Regions from separate parts of the Homo sapiens genome. Here region 2 is linked to region 1. A link is an interaction called in ENCODE POLR2A ChIA-PET data of the cell type or tissue named here. Cell type or tissue: A673. All regions are shown on one strand. Links, peaks and the distances in the headings refer to the core of each region. The heading gives the core; the rest is flanking DNA.

Region 1 (2,905 bases), core at 103-2,602:
GATGGTGAGGCCCAACAGCCACAAATTCTCCACATGGTGCCTGAGATAGTGACACTTTTGCTTTCTGATGGTTCCCTGTACACAAACTTTGTTTCATCCACAAAATTATTAAAACATTGCATGTAGTTCCCTTCAGGTATGTGCATGAGGTTGATATGAAACATAAATGAATTTTGTGCTTAGATTTGGATCCCATCCCCAAGATATTTTATTTTATATATGCAGATATTCCAAAATCCAAAACAATCCCCAACAGGAAACACTTCTGGTCTTAACCTGTATCATCCTTATATCCTGCAGGGAAGATACAGCAATTTGCCCCATTTTACCCTGCAAGGGGTTGGTATGGCAGAGTTGACTTCTAAACCAGGGCTGTTTCCACGAGCAACGAGTTTTGTTGGCTCAACTAGAATCAGGGCAAATGGCGCTGCCTGTTGGACAGTGGAGGTGGGGTAGTGGGGGGTGGAGGCTGCATTCTTAGTGGAAGAGCCAGGCTGGAAGCTGGAGGAGTGAGGTTCCAAACCCTGCTGGCTGGTGTGGGGTGCCCTGCCCAAGTGCTTCTTTTCCACACGTGGGTGGTGTCACCTGTGAACCAAGGGCTTTGTCCTGAGTACCTGCCCTATGGCACATTTGGCTGCGAGGGGCAGGAGCCTTCTCACGGGGTGTTCAGGGAGCACTGGCGTCGGGGGGCCTGCATGCATCTCATGCCCTTTCTCACCTGCTGCCCACAGCTGAGCCAGTCCCATCAGAAGAGCAATCCCCCTGTCTTGTGGACTTCCACAGAGGATCACGAAGTTTTGACAATTTTACCTTCGAATTCCCCTCCCTTCTTTGAGGATATGAGGGCTTCGTGGAGGGAGCTCTGCTTCAGGGGTCCCCGGCTTATCACGATTCCCAGAGAGCAGGAATTGGGGCTGACTCAGTTGTGGAGGGTTGCAATGGACACGTTCTTAGGGGCGTTTTGGGTGCATCCCCCGAGGGCAGATGCGTGGATGCTACTCAGTAAATCCAGTTCCCATCCGCTATTCCAGGTGCACCAGATGAGAGCGAGAGCTGAGCTATGTGGTTGAATTTAAAACAGAACGTGTGTATGTGGCCTAGGCCCATGGGCAGCCAGCGGTGAAAGGTGCCTATTGACTCCGAATCTAGGTCCTGGCGCATAGCAGGCTGGGTGGGCACTGGCTGAAAGTTGGAGGTGTCTGTCTCTTGGGTAAAAGGCCCAGGACTTTGAGGGGGCAGCCTCCCCTCTGCAGCCCCTTCTGAGACACCCACTGGGGGAGGAGATGAGTGGGGCTGCAGCCCCAGGCCCTTGCCTGCCCTCCAGAGGCGCCCAGCCCTGTACAAGCTGTTCCTGAGCTCAGAAGGCTGCTGCGCGCAGCCAGGCATGCCCCTTGCCTGGGAGCCTCTTCCTCTATCCCCCAGCACAGCCCCCAAGGACAGAGCCCCATCTGTGGCCCAACAGTGGGGAAGGGTGTGCGTTGCCCTGGCCCCCTCCCTCCTCCTCACTGGGCTGAGCTCCTTGGAGCCTGGCAGAAGCACGTGGCTCCTCCTCTGAGGATGGTGTAGGTTAGGAATTGTGTAACCCTGGAGAAGAGTTCACTTGATCACTGTGTTTTACACTTTTCTCTGCAGAACGATGGTGACTTAATTAACCTACTTGTAGATGTAGCAGCCGAAAGATACATTTGCCGATGCATCTCCATCTCTTTTTCAGTCATCATATACTTAAATTGCAAATTCTCATGAACTGTAACCCAGTGTCTTATGGCTCTTGATTCTACATTTCCCTGTAGATCTTCTATCTTCAAATGTGTCAAAGTTAGAGTGTGTGGCTGTTAGAAAAAGCTATAGCTGTATTAAACCACACAAACCCTTCTTGAAATAAAGTTACGAATATAGCTTAATGCTCCTAATGACAGACAATTCTGAGTTTGGTTTCAAAGCCTATTGTTCACCCAATGCTGTCGGAGAACACGTGCCATGGCAGCCCTGGCTCGGAGGGGTGGACTGGTCAGCCGTACACTCAGGGCCATGCAGCCCCGGCTTGGAGGGGTGGACTGGTCAGCCGTATACCCAGGGCCGTGGCAGCCCTGGCTCGGAGGAGTGGATTGGTCAGCCGTACACCCAGGGCCGTGGAAGCCCCGGCTCGGAGGGGTGGACTGGTCAGCCGTACACCCAGGGCCGTGGCAGCCCCGGCTCGGAGGGGTGGATTGGTCAGCTGTATGCCCGGGGGCTCATCCTCAAACCCTGTGAGCTCACTTTCCATGTCTCCTTATTCGCTTTATTTTGTAAAATCCTCGCTCCCCTCCACATGCACTCATTCTCTTTCCTCTGTCTCCAGGAGACCCTCTACCCCTACCTTTAGAAAAGACTATATTACAATTTAATGTTTTTTAAAAGATAATTTGAGGTTAGAGAATTGCTGAATTATGATCAAGACCAGTAATGGTTAATTTGTGTTTGATTGTTTTCCCTTAAAATGGCTAAGAAGACATTTTCAAATTCCTGCTTCTCCCCCACCCCACAAAAAAACCAATTGAGTTTTTGAGCTCAAAAAGTTGTATCATAAGCACATTTTTATGGCTAAAGATTGGGGTTTACAAAGGGAAAATGACAAGCCTGTAATTGGCATGCTCAGTATGAAAGTTTGCTTGCATATAAGAGATTCATGTTTGTAATTTCATTTTAGGAAAACATTCTAAGCATCCCCAGAAACCGCAGGAGGGCAAGGGCTGTGGGAACTCTCCTTCCAGAACCACCTGGTTTCAGATTCACCCATAAAAATGGAACCGCATGGAGTTTTATTCTAGTGTTCTGGGATCCGGAGACATTTTCACCCAACTGGAGATGAAATTTGAAGTGCAAATATTTGGCAGCTGACATTTTCTGAGTATATTCACCATCG
Region 2 (2,905 bases), core at 279-2,778, 320 kb after region 1:
GGCGCTTTTCTAATGGAAGTCGCGATGTCGCAGAATCTACTGGCGTCGTTCACATGCTTTCCATAAAGAGCAGATCCTATGCAAAAAATCACTAGCTTAGCTTCTGCCCTTCATTTGGAGATAAGTGGATTCTTGAATGTCTGAAAGAATATTTGATGTGGAACTTAAAACAATGCTGGAAAAATATCTTTGCCTTAATTGCCTTTCATTCTGCAGTGATGTGAGCCACTTTGCCAAGGAAGCGGGTACTGTGGGAACACAACCAGTGGCCCCCTTTGTGCCGAGTGCCGGTGGGCTCGGCTGTTTTGCTCCCCTTTAACCAGCCTTAAGGACTCTGGTTTGTTTTCTTCTTCTTTTTTTTTAATTTTTAATTTTTTATTTTTTTGGCTTTATTGGATGAACTGCCTTCCTGAGATAACAAATCTTCTTTTGCAGCACTTGGCGGAGTTTGGTTAGGGGCTACCTCTGAGCAACGTGAACTTGGCCTTGCTGGTGTCTTACACTAATACCTTCGCTCCTGTTAGGAATCAGGGTACTTGGGAAACAGCCTGGAGCCATACAGCTGATTATTTCACCAAATTTGCATCTTTTCAACAGTAAGGGGGATGACTTCCACAAATGCTCCCAGGCTCCACATAGATGTTAAGTGGTTGTTTCTAGTTCCTTCCCTCTCCCTCTCTGAAGACTCACTTCCCATCCCACCCACTCCCAGCCCTGTGCTGAGCCTGCTGGTGCCGTAGGCTTGCTCAGGCCTGGCAGCCTGTCCTCAACAGCCTGTCCCCGAGGCCAGCAGCAGGCGCATTGGGCTGGATGTCCGAGCGGGGTGCTTCTGGGAAGCCCAGGCACTGAGGCTGAGCTGCTTCCCCTGGCCCTAAACCTCCGTGGCAGGAAGGTGAGCCATCCAAGTATTGAGCACTACGTCGCTGCACACACTGGCCTGCGGGTATTCCCACCATGGGATGTCTGCCTCCTGCAGCAAGTAGATCCGGCAGAGAAGTAGGGCTTGAAGAGGGAGGGGGCGGGGGTTGGAGGCTGGCGCAGGCCTGGGGCTGGCAGTCTCTGGAGGGCCCTAGTGGGGGAGGGAGCCCAGCCCTCAGAGAGGGGTCCCACCCAGGAGATTTCCCCAAGGGTCAGGCGTCTGCTCCTGACTTGTAGCTGGAACAAAGAGGGTGGGCTGTTAAAGAATAAATATTTTTTTACTGTGGTGTTGATTAAAGATAGGATAAAGTTTTGTGTTCTGAAAATGTACCTGATGTTTGCACTCATGTTCTGATGGCCTTTTGCCAGCCCCTGGCTGGTCAGTCTGGCCATGTGGCTCAGCCATGACTGCATGGCCATCCAGTGGGTCCTGGCGACCCCTGGGTGGGCTTTGCAGGAGAGAGTGTCCTGGCTGGCCAGCTCTACTTTCTAGGACCTGGCAGACTAGAAAAATGAAGTGTCCACAAGTAGCCCCTGGCCTCTCCAAGGTCCCCGTGCCTCTTCCTCACCCGAGGAAGCCTTCCCTGGCAGATCCGAGCAGAGCCAAGGACAGCCCTGCCTCCGCTCCTCCAGGTCCTTCCAGCTTCTCTAGAAGCTTGCACGGCCAGGGGCCCGCTGTGGCATCTGGTGGCTTTGCAAGGTGAGATGATGGTTGGAACTACCTGGGCTTCTCCAGCAGACGGTTTCTGGCTCTAGGATGACCATCACTGGAGCCTTGTAAGTAACCCCTGGACCTGGCCTTTGTTCTGCCAGCCGGGGGACTCTTTCTGAGAGCATCGTTCATAGGAGGCTCACATTTAGGTGTGCAGATGTGAACTTGCACGTCCCCTTCGCGCTGTGGAAAGCTACAGGAAGTTCTTCACAAGCCTTGCCTGGAAAAGTGCAGTGTTTATTGACCTAAACCATTGCACTTGAGTTTTTGTTTTCCCTTTAAAATAATACCTCAGTGGGTAAATCCCTCAGCTCTGTAATGGTTTAAAAGCCATGGTATTCTTAGTTTTTCTGGATAGCTGATTTATAACAAAATCCATTTTCTCAAAATATAACTTTTTCTGTTTTTAGTACATGCAAGTATCTATACTTTAATTTTTAAATCTGCTAAATAAAATTGGAATTATTTCCCTTTTCCTTGTCCATTGAAGTCCAAACCAAACATAGCAGCCAACCTACTCAAAAGAATTTACAAACAGAAAAACTGAATCAAACTTTTCCAAATTTCATGTTTGTTTTGTCATGATAGAACTAACAGGCTTAACTGTATCTTTCATTATAGAAAAACCCTGAAATGAAGGAAGGAGTCTAATCCTTTTTTTTCTGGAAGGCACTTCTTGACTTCTGTACTTTATCTCATCATCATGACAAGGAGAAGAATGAGATGAAAGATTATAATGAGACCCATTTCCTTGTTGAAACAACAGAGGGATAAAGTGAGGAGGAACCGGGAAGACGGAAGAGTCTCACGGAGCTGGTGAGGCCAGAATGAGGAGCGTGGGAGGAGTGTCTCCCAGGTCCAAAGGCAAGGATTCTGCACCCCAAAAAAACACAGCGTGATCACCACAGCAGCCATGGCTCTGTGGGATTCTTACATTTTCCTGATCTTGCCATATAGTTTGTTAGTCATTACAAAGTTATTTCTTTCCTTAGCTGTGAATGGGAAGTGATTGCGGATGATCTTCAACTTTCATCAGGAACGGTAAGAAAACAAAAAACAAAAGCAAAGCCCCTGGCTGCCCGGCAGGCCCTCCCTGGGGCCTCTGCTGCCTGCTTCCCACCTGCCTTTGGTGGAGTCCACAACCATCGCCTTCGATCACCTTGAACGAAATATTATGCACAAAATTTAATAGCTTCAGGACAGGTCCTTTCATATACGCCTTGAAATTCTTCTTTCATTTTCTGCATCAGTATATTTCCTTAAAAGCCATGTCGG

What was found. ChIA-PET counts read pairs that join two places held together with the same protein. Peaks named below come from ENCODE experiments on the same cell type or tissue, not always from the same donor. Only the 100,000 strongest peaks of a DNase experiment are listed, where the experiment ranks them.
Region 2: POLR2A ChIA-PET joins it to region 1 with 6 read pairs; 4 of 35 experiments call an interaction of 5 or more read pairs at or near these places.

Annotation. Positions count from the first base shown.
Region 1 is chr10:129,347,690-129,350,594 of GRCh38, reverse strand. No RefSeq gene overlaps it. Among named protein-coding and RNA genes, the nearest start is that of MGMT, 120 kb to the left of the region's middle. In A673, for the core only: no CTCF peak of the experiment used is centred there; no DNase peak of the experiment used is centred there.
Region 2 is chr10:129,023,870-129,026,774 of GRCh38, reverse strand. No RefSeq gene overlaps it. Among named protein-coding and RNA genes, the nearest start is that of LINC02667, 110 kb to the right of the region's middle. In A673, for the core only: no CTCF peak of the experiment used is centred there; no DNase peak of the experiment used is centred there; H3K4me3 peaks cover 557 bases; H3K27ac peaks cover 2,089 bases.